Linked DNA regions of Mus musculus: region 1 is linked to region 2. The links are chromatin loops, found by intact Hi-C in ENCODE. Cell type or tissue: gastrocnemius. All regions are shown on one strand.

The links. A loop is a pair of places that touch in the nucleus more often than their neighbours do. Peaks named below come from ENCODE experiments on the same cell type or tissue, not always from the same donor. Only the 100,000 strongest peaks of a DNase experiment are listed, where the experiment ranks them.
Region 1: a loop joins it to region 2, with 8 times the contacts of the local background. A loop is called at or near these places in 18 of 42 quality-filtered maps.

The regions. Positions count from the first base shown.
Region 1 is chr17:26,617,162-26,625,161 of GRCm38, reverse strand. It overlaps Ergic1 (endoplasmic reticulum-golgi intermediate compartment (ERGIC) 1), which reads right to left. Exons shown (of 10, transcript NM_026170.3): 4 at 478-572. Among named protein-coding and RNA genes, the nearest start is that of Gm41553, 21 kb to the left of the region's middle. In gastrocnemius, no CTCF peak of the experiment used is centred here; DNase peaks (open chromatin) are centred at 3,842, 4,670 and 5,384; H3K4me3 peaks cover 1,268 bases; H3K27ac peaks cover 7,350 bases.
Region 2 is chr17:26,505,177-26,513,176 of GRCm38, reverse strand. Dusp1 (dual specificity phosphatase 1) reads left to right here and starts at 4,705. Exons shown (of 4, transcript NM_013642.3): 1 at 4,705-5,220; 2 at 5,458-5,603; 3 at 5,973-6,192; 4 at 6,527-7,586. The coding sequence starts at 4,854. The coding sequence ends at 6,897. In gastrocnemius, CTCF peaks have their summits at 3,937 and 5,079; DNase peaks (open chromatin) are centred at 4,497, 4,991, 5,541, 6,741 and 2 more places; H3K4me3 peaks cover 4,426 bases; H3K27ac peaks cover 7,470 bases.

The DNA.
Region 1 (8,000 bases), 110 kb before region 2:
GGCTTTATGGTGTCGCCACGTTCCTGAGTCTCCTGCAGGGAGGCCAGCCTCAGACCAGACCTCAGCCGCACATACATCTGGGCTCATCCTCTTGCCTGATCAAGTCCCATCTCTCCCTCCCTCAAAGCTTCTTCCTCTCCGTAAGCCGCTTGCTCAAGGGTCTTAGGCTGGATGAACCAGAGAGACTCCACCACCCTGCGCCACCTGCACAAATGTGGTTGCTCTACAGAGTACAGGAGGCATCTATGATTCCAGAAAACAGGTGGGGGCTGCCATAGGCTCTGTGTGGTTTGCAGGTATGTATGTGTGTATAGTGTATGCATGTGTGTATATGTGTATGTATATGTATATTTACACACGCACACACATACACACACACACACACATGCGTATGCTCACCCCAGATGGCTCAGCATATCTGCACACAGATCACCCACAGGCTGGCTAGCTGAAACAGAGGTCTATTGGAATACTCACATTCACAGTGCAAATTGGGTAAACTGATGTTGAGACTGACGTCAATTTTGCCTCCGCTGTCCTTGTCTGGGTCATCGACGTAGAGCTCATTCACCCTGAGGGACAGACAAGTACAGAAATCTAGACTGAGAAGGAGACACCGACTCTGCCCATAGGGGATAGATAGCCAGGGGCCACCTTGCTTGGTGGCCAGCACTCAGTGATCCAGATATCCATGTGGGTACAACAGTGTGCACATGTCCAGGTCCCAGGAGTTAGGGTTCCAGATTTAAAGCCACTCTCCAATACAGCTTCACCAGGAGGGAGAGCAGTTACTCAGGAAGAAGGATGGGTCTGGTAAGAACATCTGTCCAGACTCAAGTTCAAATCCTGGTTCCAGTACTTCCTACGGTCACCTCTATAAACCCATCAGCTGAATGGAGTGACACTGCTGAAAAGTAAGATGAGACGCAGAGTCCTGTACAGCTCATGGCCCAGCACCAACAGGCACAGAGCCTCCACTGCCTGTGCTTTATGGAGCTCCTCCTTATAAAGTCACAGGGGTGACGTCCAGGTCTCCCACAGGACCAGACGCCTGTACTGGATTCCTAGGGCTGCTGTAATCAAGTGTCACAAAGCCAAAGGCTTAACTAAAGCTTACCACGTGTGTGCCCCGTACCTTCCCTCCTCTCCCTCCTGCACCCTCACACAGGACCCCGTGGTTCTATGTGGCCCGTCGGGCTAACATAGCCATTCCCATCCTTCATGTGACCACATCTGTCATGTTCCATGTGGCATGTGGGTAGCACAACCTTAGGCTGCAGGAGCAAGCAACGAGATCATTATTCTATCACTAGTGTTACAGGGCAGGTGGCCACAGACAGCCACACCACTTCACAGCCAGGGACAGTAGCAACACATATCCACTCAACAGTTTGGTGGCATCTCAGTCCTGTCAGGTTCAAGAAATGGCATCAAGCCGGATCTAGTCTCTGTTTTGATCAAGGTCACAAGCAGAACCAGACCTCACTCACCTCCTAGGTAAATGCCATAAAGAGGCCTTCGAGTCTAAGATGCTAAAAAAGGCATGGTCTCAGCAAGGGGAGGGAGGTCCCCAGAGCATGTGCCAAGGCCTGAAGTAGGGAGGGTATAGTCTCATGGTCTGCAAGGGTCACAGCAGATGCAGTATAAGAGCCAAAGAAGTGTGACCTATTTCAGCCATGTTCTGGTGCTGGGGTACAGGTGGTGTACGTGACACTGAACATAGAAAGCTTGTGTCTCAGCAGGCTTGAGACCTGGAGGAGCCACTGTGTATCAAAGACACCAGATTGTAGGTGTCCATAGTGGTTCAGAACCCATGGCTGCTGGGAACAGGCATGGCATGCTGATGGCATACACAGGGATGGGCCACAAGAGGCATGGAAGTGGATGCTTCCAGGTCTTCCCTTCCTCACTAAGCCAGGGGCCCTCGAAGATAAAGCAGAGGCAGAAAGGAGGGAGAGGGGCTGAATTTAGAGGCTAGCTGCCTAGATAATTCCCCACGGGGAGGAGGACACCCATCTCTAGGCCTAGCCTCAAAGGCTGCTCAACTGAGCAGTGTTGGATACGGGGGCTGGGCTATGTTGAACACTCGTGGATGGGGACCAGGGATGCTGGCCAATAGAGAGGAAGATACAGATAACAGAAGTCCTGCTGTTCTACTGCACAGGCATGGTGACTGCAATAACAACACAGTGTGTACTTCAAATTAGCAAGAAGAGATTTTAAATGTCTCTCAGACAGCAAAAATGTTTTGTTTAAGGTAATAGACATACTAACTAGATGAGCTGGTAATCTGACAGTTTATCAAAATATTACCTTGTGCCCCATTTTGCCAATTAAAAATGAAACAACATGAGATTGAAGAGATGGCTCAATGGTTAAGAGCACTTAGTGCTCTTTTAGGGACTCAAATTTAGGGAGAACCCAAATTAGGCAGCTCACAACGTCTGCAACCCCAGCTCTAGAACCAATGCCCTCTTCTGCCTCTACAAATGAGAACACACACACACACACACACACACACACACACACACACATACACACACACACACTTTAAAATGATAAACGTATGTATATAAAGAAAATATCTAATAAAAAAAGAAAAAATATTTTCCCACAAACAAACAAACAAAAGATAAACGTTCTCCTTTAAAAAGCTATAAAACAAATGATATAACCCAGATCAGTTAGGTCCCTTGGGTCCTACACACAGGGAGCCCTGGGAATGGCTCCTGTTGGGAAAGAACAGATCAGGCCCAACAAGTGAATTCTGTCTCGACGAGGCCCCATCCCATGTGATCTATTATTAGTGTATATTATATACTATATATGTGATATATAGTGCTTAATTACTGAGAACTGTGGCTCAGGAACAGTTTGTTACTTTGTGGGAACCACAGATATATACGTGGGGACATGAAAGCCACAGACACATTTTGCTCTTCAGGCTGCTGAATACTCGGCCCATTAAGCAAAAGGTGAGAGGGATGCCAATCAAGAAAGCCAAATAAACGCATCTGTGTCACCCTATCTGCTCCTGTGCAAAGTCCTCGTTCCTATTCTACACCCAGGAAACCAAGGTTCAGAGGAGGGGTGTTCTATCCCAAGAGTGCACAGCACAAAACAGCTGAGCTAGAACCTCACGCTCAAGTTTTCCAGGGCTACCCAGCTTCCTCTTCTTCTCCTCATTATGCAGGGTGAAGGATACTGCTCAGGGTACTGGTAGGTATTGGACAGTACCAGTGGGCAAAAGACAAACAGGCCATGGGCCTGTTTCTGCCCTCCTGATTTTCAGCACCTATGTCTACCACAGCCTTAATTCCAAAGGACTGCCAGTCTAGTAAGGAAATTGCTGTGTGATCAACTGAGCAGCAGCCAAGGGAGAGGGCTCCCCTTCCCAGGGAGACTCTTCCATGAGTGCTTACCTTTCCCACCTGGTAAACCTAGACATCTGCGCACTGCTTGGGGATTATGGGATGAGGTCATTCTTGGCAATCCCGGGAGATGACCTCAGCAGTGAGGCAAATCCCAGGTGTGGCTCAGGTGAGCTCACCGCCCCTGGGGAGGCTTCTCCCAGGCATGGCTCCCTGTCTCCTAGCCAGAAGAACCGGAGTGGTCAGCTGCCAGGGCTGAAGGGCCACACAGCACGAAGAGGCTGAGGTGCCCGAGGGGAGGATAAATGCATGGCCTGTGGCAACCTGGGCCAGTGGTTATGTAAGGGCAGAACTGGCTGTTCCCCTGCCTGTAAGATGTATATGGTTCAGTTGTCTGCACCGCCTACAGATGAGGTCAGCACGGCTGCCTTCTGTGTCCAAGGGAAATGTTCCAGGCCAGCTAGTTTCCTGCCACCCCAGGTGCAGCCTCAGCCGTCCGTGCAGGGCTGCCAAGGCTGACCGGGTCCACTGGCTGGGGCTGAGCCGATTTTAAAAGGCTGACAGTCTGCCAACATTCAGCTCGCTTTGAAGAAAAGGAACATTTTTGTGGGTATACTACAGCTTAGGGACTCTTACTGGCCTGACACCCCATAGCCAGCTCAGGATACGGTAAGAAGGCGTGTGGGCCTTTTGCCACTTAGAAGATGAGGTACCTGGGACAGGTGCTTCACCTCTGAGCCCCAGCTTCCTCATCAGGGTAAATGGAGAAGTCCTGGGTGGAGTTTATAAGAAGCAAATTAACCCAGGACAATAGAAGTCTAAAGAATGGCAGGAGGAGGAGCTGCAAAAGAACCTTCTAGAAAGCAGAAGTCATGGCTCGTGCATCCTGGCTCAGCTGAGATGATACTGTGAAGGGGAGACTCACTGATCACTGAGTTCTGGGCTTGTGCACCTGCTGTAAGTCATACACACCTCACCGAGGGAACCAGTGAAGGAACAGTAGGGAAAAAGGAGACGAGCAAGAATTAACACCTCTCGGGGCTACTGAAAGGCCAAAGCAGCAGGCCAGGCTGTGTGTGCATGTGTACACGCATGTGTGTGCGTGGCATGTGTATGTGTACGTGGTGTGTGTGTGTATGGTATATGTGGTGTTTGTATGTATGTGTGTGTGGTGTGAGGGCATGTGTGTGTGTGTGTGTGTGTGTGTGTGTGTGTGTGTGTGTGTGTGGTGTAAGCACGTGTCTCTTTTTCTCTCCAGGGCTGACCACAGGCTCTGCTTGGCAGAGAGAACACAATGCTAAGGGGAGCCCAAGATGCCAAGGTTTGCAGCGCCTCCTGGCTGCAGCGCCTCCTGGTAGACTGAGCTTGGACAATGGGTTTTGTTCTCAATGGCCTCGGTTTCCCCAGAAATAAAAAGGGGCTCTCTCCCAGAACAGTTGATATGCCACTGCTATAGAGTTTCTACCCTTGGGTTCAACCAGCTGAAGCTCAAAAAACAAAACAAAACCAACAAAACCCCTCAGAAGCAGACACTGAGTCTGTACTGGGCATACACAGACTTCTTTCCTTGCTCCTTACACAATATGGTGCCATAACTATGCACACGGTACGTACACAGGGTAGCATAAGTTATCTGGGGGATCTGAAACAGGTAAAGGAGGTGCGCTGGTGGCATGAGAATGTCATGCTCTCTATGTCCCAGCAACCCCCAATGACTCTGTATACATCAAGAATGAGGCTGCTGAGGTGGCCAATGAGAACCAGAGTCTTGAGCACAGTCTCATTACAGGTTGAATGCTCAGCCTCTAGCCATGATCTTTATTATCAACACCAACATTTAATGAGATAAAATATTAGGGCCCCTAATCCATGGCAAACCAGTGTGAAGGTCAAGGGCATTATGCATGTAAGAGGCCTAGTGCAGCTCTGCCTGCACGTGTATTCTGCCCCACTAAAAGCTGGAAGATGCCGGGCTTTTGCATGTGGCAGCTCCTGTAACGTGGCCAAGCAGTGCTGGGCAGGATCACTGTGTCTTCAGCGAGCAGAACAAATAACTGGCTGAGATCACACAGCCTAGGAGAGTAAGAGGAGGATGCTACCTACCGGGCACTCGTGTTTTGCCTTTCCTACTGTGCTAACACTGTCTGGAGAGGACAGAGATCCCTGGAAAGCAGGGCATCCCCTAGGGAGACTTGTGATGCAAGTGTCACTGTCTTTTCTTATCATCTTCAGATGTACCACCCCAGGGCCTCAGGGCCTGTCTTAGTCAGGGTTTCTATTCCTGCACAAACATCATGACCAAGAAGCAAGATGTGGAGGAAAGGGTTTATTCAGCTTACACTTCCATGCTGCTGTTGATCACCATGGAAGTCAGGATTGGAACTCAAGCAGGTCAGGAAGCAGGAGCTGATGCAGAGGCCATGGAGGGATGTTCTTTAGTGGCTTGCTTCCCCTGGCTTGCTCAGCTTGCTTTCTTATAGAACCAAGACTACCAGCCCAGGGATGGCACCACCCACAAGGGGCCTTTCCCCCTTGATCATTAATTGAGAAAATGCCTTACAGTTGGATCTCATGGAGGCATTTCCTCAACTGAAGCTCCTTTCTCTGTGATAACTCCAGCTGTGTCAAGTTGACACAAAACTAGCCAGTACAGGGCCTATGGGATATAGAGGTTCCCTAGGTCCAATGACTTTCTGTTCTGCAAACCTCCCTCTAACCCCTCCTCTGTCACACCAGAGGAAGCCACAGTGTCACAACCCCCAACCAGAATGAAAACTCCTGAGCACCTTCTGTGAAATGGACACAAACTTGTGGGGTGCACAGGAGAGTGTGGGTGCTAGGTTCTCAGAAGTTCCAGGAAGTGGAAGAGTGTGTGCTGGTGGAGGAATGGGGCTACATTCCAGGTGGGGGGCACCAGCCAGAGCATGGGGAGGAGGTAGGTGAGAACTGGCCTTGTAGGGAGAGAGGATGGGAGGTACTGGTAGGGGGGATGTAGGTGGAATGTAGCCGAAGGCCTTGAGATTCTAGGCTGAGGCGTGAGCCTGATGACATCTATGGAAAACAATTTTATTTGTTTTTTGAAGAGCACTTAAATAGTTCAGATTCCTGCCCAAGGTTGCTGGCCTCCATGCTTAACAATCTGGTCAAATGGAAACTTCCATTCAGCATGGAGGCCGCAGTGACTGGTGGGTGGGAGTGGGAGGGGAGGTGTATGAGGCGGCGGGTGGGTTGACCAGTAAGCCTCAGGAACCTTGGCTTTTAAACCCTGACTTCTAAAACACAGGGAAAACACAGCTGCTGCCTACTGGGTGGATGCCCTCCACAACCAGCTGCCCAGCCACCCCTCTTCCTCCTGGCAATCATCGGACTCCTTACCAGGGTCTGTGGCTCACACTCACCCCTCCCCAGACCCACCTTTCAGGGATGATCTGTCGCTCTGTGCCCAGGAGCCTTTAAACCTCCCATCGCTAAGGGTGAGGATGTTCTTGGTGACAGTCTAATCCCAACCAGCTACAACTGAGACTCAGTTCAGGGGTGCTGGGCGGGATGGCGCCCCCCACTCTTCTCTTGGATAAACTCCTAGTTTCCCCAATTTTGGCTCAGTACAGGGATGTTTTAGGAACCAACTCAAGGTAACCTCCAAGCTCCTGCTTCCTGAAGTGGCCTCTTCTAGTTTGCCACCTAATTCTACAGGGGAATCTTGAGTCTCCCAGTCCATAGGTTTGAAGTTTAATTTTAATGTACTATCACTAATGAGCGTATGTGTGACGTGTGTGAGTACGCACATGGAGGTCAGGGGACAAGTTTGTGGAGTGGAGTAGGTCCCAGGGACCCAACTCAGGCCATCAAGCTTGTATAAGAACAAGCTCTGCCTGCTGAAGCTTCTGTCCCTAACCATCAATAACTTTTACCCAAAAGCTGTGGCTTTCATGACTTGAGGCTTTAAAACATGCCCCGCAGAGACACGGGAGGGATGACGGGGTAGGGTGCCCACGCTGTAGGTGTGCACAGGTCCTGGGCTTAGACTCTGCTCTCCCTTGCCCCTTTTATGAACCTTACAGGTTTTTAGCTTCTTGGTGCCCCAGTTTCCTCCACAAACTTCAAGGGGTTTTATAAAATGTTGAGGCAATCATTGGAAGATGCTAACCTGGGCATATGAGACTAGCATTACAATACCTAGAAAGCACCAAAAGAGATATTATGTTAAAACTGAATCCCATGGGACACCTTCTTTCCCCATTGTCACCAGCCTGGCCAAAGCTTGGGTTGGAAGTCAAGCACACAAACAAACCCACCTCCCTCTAACTCTATGGGGCCAGAAGGAGCACCTCACGTCACTGGCAGCCACAGGCCAGGGCTGCGCCATGACCTCGTTTCCTTGAGTTATGAACATCTTCATGGCAAGAGGGGATCCCCTGGCCCTCTGTGGGAGCAAAGTCATCAGACAGGACCAGTGGCCTCCCGAAAGAGAATGAACCCCTCTTCAGTTTCCCCCTAACCTATATGCTTCCCAGGCAGGGCTGCCTCCATAGAGAAAACCTATATGCTTCCCAGGCAGGGCTGCCTCCATAGAGAAAACCTATATGCTTTCCAGGCAGGGCTGCCTCCATAGAGAAAGGGGCCCAATGG
Region 2 (8,000 bases):
TCCCCTTTAGTGGAGTAAATATTTTGGGCTTTGTGCCACCGAGACTCTGTAGAGAGAGGTGGAGCTCGCTCTGATTCCTGGGTTGGACTGTGTTATTCTGTCTCTCTGCTGTTATATCACCCTACAGAACAGATGCTGTTCTTATTAGATGTGCAAACTGTGAAGGAAGTAATGCAATTTGTCCAACCAACACAAAGCCCGTGAGCTGGGCTCCTGGCCCAGGCTCAACAACTTGAACTTGGTGGTAATGATGATGCCACTGCCTTCCAAGGCTTTTGTCTTTTTTCCCCCTTGCTTTCAAATGTTACACACTGGAGTAAAAACCACCATTCTGTCTGTATTTCTAAGGAAGAGGATGCAAGGAGCACTGACCCCTAAAGATAAGCACTGTTAGCTTGAACATGCAGCTGGTACCACACTGACTCCTTAGGATGTTCTGAACACAGTGTGACTTTGGACAAGTTGCTTAACCTCTCTGAGCCTCACTTCTCTCAAAGGAGGGGCCTGGATGACAGGACACAGCTGCTCAGCCCTCCCAGGCCTGATCAGAGAACTGTGTGCAACAGTTACACAATCGAGGCTGGCTCTGTTCTCATGCCTGAATGGGGCGGGTGACATTATCCTTGCCAATCCATCAGGGTGAGCCTTAAAGGTATCAGGGACAGGAGGGCCTGGGTCAGAAGACCTAAGTGGGTTCAAACTCTATCCAGGGCTGCTGCAGGCATCTCTGCTCTCTGAGGAAAGGTCCAGGCCATCTGGGAGCCAGCTTGCAGAAACTGAGGTCTCAGGAGATGAGTTGATATGGCCCTGTGCCAGGTCTGCATTGACAACTCCCAGCTGTCTGACCCTGGGCATGTCCCTTCTCTGAGCTTAGTGACCACCCCCTTCCAGGACTGTTGAGGTCAGGAGGTGGCACCTGTAAAGCACCTGGCACTGAAGAAACTCACCAGCATTCTTATAGACACTTTGCTATCTCACAGACTGTGGGCCTACTATGTGCTGGGCATTATTACCGCAGAGGAGAAAAACACAGGCCCTGCCCAGCATCCAGCAAATCTGCAGACTAGTGGCATAAGTCAGGGTTAAGTGGCTTCCTCACCATCAGTCTTCCAGAGCCTGGGAAGGAAAGGGAAAGCCAGCAAGACTCTTCATTTGCTTAGCTCCTTTGCTGGATCTGCAGGGGAGAAGAGTCTCCGGAAACTCAGAAGGCAGGGCCAGGCAGGGCAGTGTGAGCAAAGACGTGGGGGTGGGAGAGACCTAGAACATTCACGGAACACAGGCTCACGGGGTTTTCTTGGAATCCAAGAGCAAAATCAAAGCAAGTGGAAATCAGCCAGAAGGCTAAGAAGACTGGGGACCCACACTGGTGTGCTGCTGGATTTGGGGGTGGGGGTGGATGGGAGTCACAGAAGGTTGCTGAACAAGAAGCATCTTGTAGCTTGGATTTAGAATGTACCCCCAAAGGCTTATGTATGGAAGCCCTGGTCCCCTATAGCAGTGCACAGAGAGGAACTTTGGGAAAGTGACATTTATCTCATTAATGGATATGAGAGCGGCTCAAGAGTTTGAAGGACTACAAGGCAGAGGTAGAAACTGTAGGAGGGGGCCCACTGAAGGGAACAGGTCCTTGTGACTCCTTTGTCTTCCTCTTTGCTCTCCTTTGAACTCCCTACCACAATCTTCCTCACCACAGGCCCATTGTGATGCTCAGTAACCTTGGGCTGGCACCTCCACCCCCACCCCTTTTTATTTGTTTATTTGAGACAGGGTTTCTCTGTGTAGCCCCGGCTGTCCTGAACTCGCTCTGTAGACCAGGCTGGACTTGAACTCAGAGGTCTGCCTGCCTCTGCCTCTCAAGTGTTGGCATTAAAAGCATGAGCCAACACCAGCCGGCCTCCATTTCCCCTCCTAAGCTGTTTATCTCAATGGCATTAAGCTGACTGACCCTGGAGAGACAGGGAAAGGTCTCTGAACGAGGGAAGATGGTAGAGGGATATCACTCCTCCTCTGGCAGCAGCTCTTCTGCAGGGATCCCACCAGGACTTTCTCCTGCCATTCTATTTCATTCTAGATGGGCATTATACTCCGTTTATAGATATAGAAGCCGAGGCTCAGAAATAAGTCCTTTACCCAAGGTTACGGAGTAGACAGTGAGAAGGATGCACTTTCAGCCATTATTGGGAAGCCCCTCCCCTAGCCCCACCCCAACACCAAGACAAATCCAAATGAGAGGAACTGACAGGTTCATAGGCTGGTGCCAAGCCTGCACACCGACTGTCCCCACAGGTCCCGTATAGAAGCTGCTGCTTCTCGCCCAGTCACAGGGAGCTGTGGCATGGTAAAGTGAATGAGGAGAGGCCACACAGTTAAAGGGGAGAGGCAGGCTAAGTCTTTTGGCTGATTCTTATCACCCCCTGTGGCCTCTAACGTTGCTTGTTGCTTCTAAACACACCTGGAATGGGGAGGCTCTCAGGTCAGGGAGGCCTCTCCTAGAGTTGAAATCTACTGCCTCACACTGTCCCCGGCCCTCAGCAGCTAAGCCTCCAATGCAGCAGCAGCCTCTCTGGTTCTGCCCCAGAAACCAAGGCATCCTCACTACCTGGATTGTGACCTGCGGCGGCTATACCTTTGCTAACACTCTCTGAACGAGTGGATCTTAGTGTAAGTCTCTCTGGCACCTGGAGAGAGCTTTCTCTCAACTGGGGCTCCAAGCAATCAATGCCTATAGGTGTCTCTCAAGTCGCACCTGGCGTGATTCCCTAAGGTTCTGAAACACACAGCACATGGCCCATGTGATCCAAGCATCATTGTGTTGGGAAGGGAAAAACTGAGAGTGGGTGACTCACGGGAGGGGAAAGGTCTGGGTGTTCTGCCCCTTCTGCTTCACAAGGGAATGCCACCGAGTCACGCATGGTACCAGCTGTACTGAAACTACCTTGCAGGCTCATCCGGGAAGAGGATGGCTGGCTCCCCAACAGTCAACTGGCAGCAGTTCCAGCTCTTTAGGCTCCTTCTAGGAAGGGAAGAGGGCAGAACTCCACAGCGACCAGCAGACCTCTGACTTCAGTGCCCAACCATGCCACTGTACTCATATAAAAAGGTCTTTTTGAAAAGTTTGGGTAGAGAAGGGTATAATGAATGGCCTTGCAAAAACAAAAATAAAAGGAAAATTTGAAGTTGGTATGCAGTTTGAAAAGGCAGCAGCTGTAACATTTTATGATTCAATGCAAAAAATATGTTGAGGTCCTCAGCTGAATAAGTAGAATAAACAAATAATTTTTTTCTTTCTGTCGCTCTTCTGAGATGTAGGGAGGGTGGTGTTATCTGAAGATTTCTTTGCTGTTCTTTTAGGATCAATGCTCAAAGGAATGTAAAAACGCCCTTTAAAAATAACGTATTCTGAATTTACAGAAGAATCTAGGCAGAGCGCAAGAGCTAAGAGAGGCCAAAGCGGACGTTGCTGGGCAAAGACACATGGTAGTAAGACACCTCCCCTTGCAAAGAGGAAGAAACCGCAGAATGTTCCTGACTCGGCACCCCTTCAGAGTGGTGCAATGTTTATGTTTGTGTATCCAACTCCGTGGTGTTGCGGCGGACTCACTGCCTACCCTGTAGTCATGGAGTTTTGTGGAAGGACACACACACACACACCATTTCGGTCTTCCCAGGTGTGATGAGTACAGTTTGTCCCACAGAGTGGCGGATTCAAGGCTCTTGGCCCTGAGTCCTTGGTGTGCTCAGCTTCTGTTCAGTGGAGATGAAAGGCACGAGGGCAGATGCCTTTAATCCTTAGTAAGTCAGGGACAGGAGGATCTCTATGAGTTCAAGACTAGCCAGAGCTACACAGCAAGATCCTCTCTGAAACAAACAAAACAAAACAAAAGAAAGTTGTGTTGGGGGACAGAGGAGCAGCGGCTAGCAGCATCCTCTTGATGCCACGCGACGACAATGTTCTGGGCCGTCCCTAGGCGGCGCTGTGGAGCTCTACCCAAGTCTCCCCCACCCCACCCCCCCAACCCCAATGTTAAACCTGGGCTCCAAAGATCTTGCAACCCTCCTCCCTTTGCTCCAAGTAAGTCCTCTAGGGACCACCGCGGTAAAGATAACACTCCGGGGTGGGGGGTGGGAACTAACTGGAAGCATTCCCTTGTTCAGCGTAAAACTTTTAAAGTGACATTCAAGAAGGACGTCTCAACTCTCGCCATTTGTCCTCGGTATAGCCAGAGGGCTATAGACCGAATTAGTCATCTCTCACTACCCACTCCCCTTTCCCGCTCAGCTCGCCACGCCCACCACTCCAGCAGCCAGAGCCGGGCCAGCTGAGAACGTGATACCAGGAGTGGCCCCGCTCGTTCGGCGGAGACCCGCGGAGGGGAGCAGGGCAGGTGTCCTCAGGCCGCGCGTCCTGGCCACCCGGGCTGGCAGCGCGCCGTCCTGCCTGCGAGCCCAGAGGACAGGAGGGTGGGGGCCGGGCTGCGAGCCAGCGCTCAGAGCCGAGAGGCTCCTAGGCCGATGACGTCTTTGCTTTTGGCTTTGGCGGCGCCAAGCTCGGTAGGGCGGGTGACGTCACCGCCCGGTCACGTGTCTGCCATTCAAACAAACAAACCGTTCTCCCCCACCCCCACCCCACCCCCCGCTTCTGTGCCGCGCCCGGGACCGCCCCCGAGAGGCTACATAAAACCGCGCTCCGTCGGACGAGCGCGCAGTGAAGGACTGGCGGGAGGAAAGCGCGGTGAAGCCAGATTAGGAGCAGCGAGCACTTGGGGACTTAGGGCCACAGGACACCGCACAAGATCGACCGACTTTTTCTGGAGAACCGCAGAACGGGCACGCTGGGGTCGCTGGGGCTGGCCATGGTGATGGAGGTGGGCATCCTGGACGCCGGGGGGCTGCGCGCGCTGCTGCGAGAGGGCGCCGCGCAGTGCCTGTTGTTGGATTGTCGCTCCTTCTTCGCTTTCAACGCCGGCCACATCGCGGGCTCAGTGAACGTGCGCTTCAGCACCATCGTGCGGCGCCGCGCCAAGGGCGCCATGGGCCTGGAGCATATCGTGCCCAACGCTGAACTGCGTGGCCGCCTGCTGGCCGGAGCCTACCACGCCGTGGTGCTGCTGGACGAGCGCAGCGCCTCCCTGGACGGCGCCAAGCGCGACGGCACCCTGGCCCTGGCCGCGGGCGCGCTCTGCCGAGAGGCGCGCTCCACTCAAGTCTTCTTTCTCCAAGGTACGCTCTAGCTCTGGCAGGACTTATGCCATCAGCTAGGGAAGGGGCGTCCCACCTGGAGTATGGGGGCGCCGGCGTCCAGTCTCCAGGGGCTTGTCAGTGGCTTTGTTTCACTCCCATAACAAAGACTTCCTTAAGCCTTCCTTGTAAACTCGCAGCCCCTGGTGGGTGAGTGGCTTGTCTCCAGGTACTGTGTCGGTGGTGCTAATGAGAAAATATGTACCTTTGTATTCTCAGGAGGATATGAAGCGTTTTCGGCTTCCTGCCCTGAGCTGTGCAGCAAACAGTCCACCCCCACGGGGCTCAGCCTCCCCCTGAGTACTAGTGTGCCTGACAGTGCAGAATCCGGATGCAGCTCCTGTAGTACCCCTCTCTACGATCAGGTTAGTAGGAGTCCGGGTCCATGCAGGGCAGGGAGGTGGCAGAGCTGGCAGAGGTCTAGGAGGATTGTGCCAGGAGGATATAGAAAGCGGCTGCAGCTTTATTTATACTAGCGGGGACACGAGGATCTTTAGTCCATCATGAAGCAATTGGATGGAGCTGAGTCTCCCAGTTGCTGGCACGGAAGAGCTTGTTGGCTCTGTCCAGGCCAATGGGCTTGATTCTTTACGAATATTTTAATATGTCAACAGCAGTGCTGAGGTCACCAGTTTCAGAAACTCCCGTTTTCAGCGGGGAGTTTTTGTGGGCATGGGTACTGGTGCTCACGCTGGACGAGCTTGACGAATGCTGGACTGTTTTTTTGACTTCAGGGGGGCCCAGTGGAGATCCTGTCCTTCCTGTACCTGGGCAGTGCCTATCACGCTTCTCGGAAGGATATGCTTGACGCCTTGGGCATCACCGCCTTGATCAACGTCTCAGCCAATTGTCCTAACCACTTTGAGGGTCACTACCAGTACAAGAGCATCCCTGTGGAGGACAACCACAAGGCAGACATCAGCTCCTGGTTCAACGAGGCTATTGACTTCATAGGTAAATGGAATAACTATCTGGAACCTCTGCTTCTGTCCCTACTGTAGCCACTGAGCCCAGTCTTTTGGGTGGCAGCTTAAATGATCCTCACCCAAGCCTTCCTCCTCACTGAGACTCAGTTGAACTGACTGTCTTGTCCAGGATTATAAGTGTAGATACCCAGTCCGGGTTTAAATCCCCTGCTATCCTTTGCATAGTATACACATAGGGTCTGCATGACTGCAAGAGGCAGACCCTGGCCATTTCTGGACAGGACACAAGACATTTCTTAGCCATCCTTGATCTGGGCTCAGCTGTTCTGAGTTTTTGAGTAACCCATAACTTTATTTTCCAGACTCCATCAAGGATGCTGGAGGGAGAGTGTTTGTTCATTGCCAGGCCGGCATCTCCCGGTCAGCCACCATCTGCCTTGCTTACCTCATGAGGACTAACCGGGTAAAGCTGGACGAGGCCTTTGAGTTTGTGAAGCAGAGGCGGAGTATCATCTCCCCGAACTTCAGCTTCATGGGCCAGCTGCTGCAGTTTGAGTCCCAAGTGCTAGCCCCTCACTGCTCTGCTGAAGCTGGGAGCCCTGCCATGGCTGTCCTTGACCGGGGCACCTCTACTACCACAGTCTTCAACTTCCCTGTTTCCATCCCCGTCCACCCCACGAACAGTGCCCTGAACTACCTTAAAAGCCCCATCACCACCTCTCCAAGCTGCTGAAGGGCAAGGGGAGGTGTGGAGTTTCACTTGCCACCGGGTCGCCACTCCTCCTGTGGGAGGAGCAATGCAATAACTCTGGGAGAGGCTCATGGGAGCTGGTCCTTATTTATTTAACACCCCCCTCACCCCCCAACTCCTCCTGAGTTCCACTGAGTTCCTAAGCAGTCACAACAATGACTTGACCGCAAGACATTTGCTGAACTCGGCACATTCGGGACCAATATATTGTGGGTACATCAAGTCCCTCTGACAAAACAGGGCAGAAGAGAAAGGACTCTGTTTGAGGCAGTTTCTTCGCTTGCCTGTTTTTTTTTTTCTAGAAACTTCATGCTTGACACACCCACCAGTATTAACCATTCCCGATGACATGCGCGTATGAGAGTTTTTACCTTTATTTATTTTTGTGTAGGTCGGTGGTCTGCCTTCACAAATGTCATTGTCTACTCATAGAAGAACCAAATACCTCAATTTTGTGTTTGCGTACTGTACTATCTTGTAAATAGACCCAGAGCAGGTTTGCTTTCGGCACTGACAGACAAAGCCAGTGTAGGTTTGTAGCTTTCAGTTATCGACAGTTGTATGTTTGTTTATTTATGATCTGAAGTAATATATTTCTTCTTCTGAGAAGACATTTTGTTACTGGGATGACTTTTTTTATACAACAGAATAAATTATGACGTTTCTATTGAGCTCTCCGTGCTTTCTTTGGTGACCCCACTCTTGAGCAAGTGGCACAGGGAAGCAGTGGACCACTGTTGCCAACGTGGGTGGGGCTGGAGTCTGCTCCTTTTGGTTGACCCATGGGTTCCGAGGGAGGAATGCAGAAGAACTGTGTGAAGCACTAGGAGAACTGTGTGAAGCACTAGGAGAACTGTGTGAAGCACTAGGAGAACTGTGTGAAGCACTAGGAGCTATGTGAAGCACTAGATCTTAGCAGAGGGTCCTTTAACATGCACAGGCAATGCCATGCCACCCAGGGAACCTGAGTGTCTGCAGAAGCATTTACCTGAATTACCTTCTTTTATTAATCTCTTCCTTAGGAGTCATGGGCAAGATCTCCCCTTCCTGAACTATGTGCAGAATCCCTGGATTAATGCGTTCTC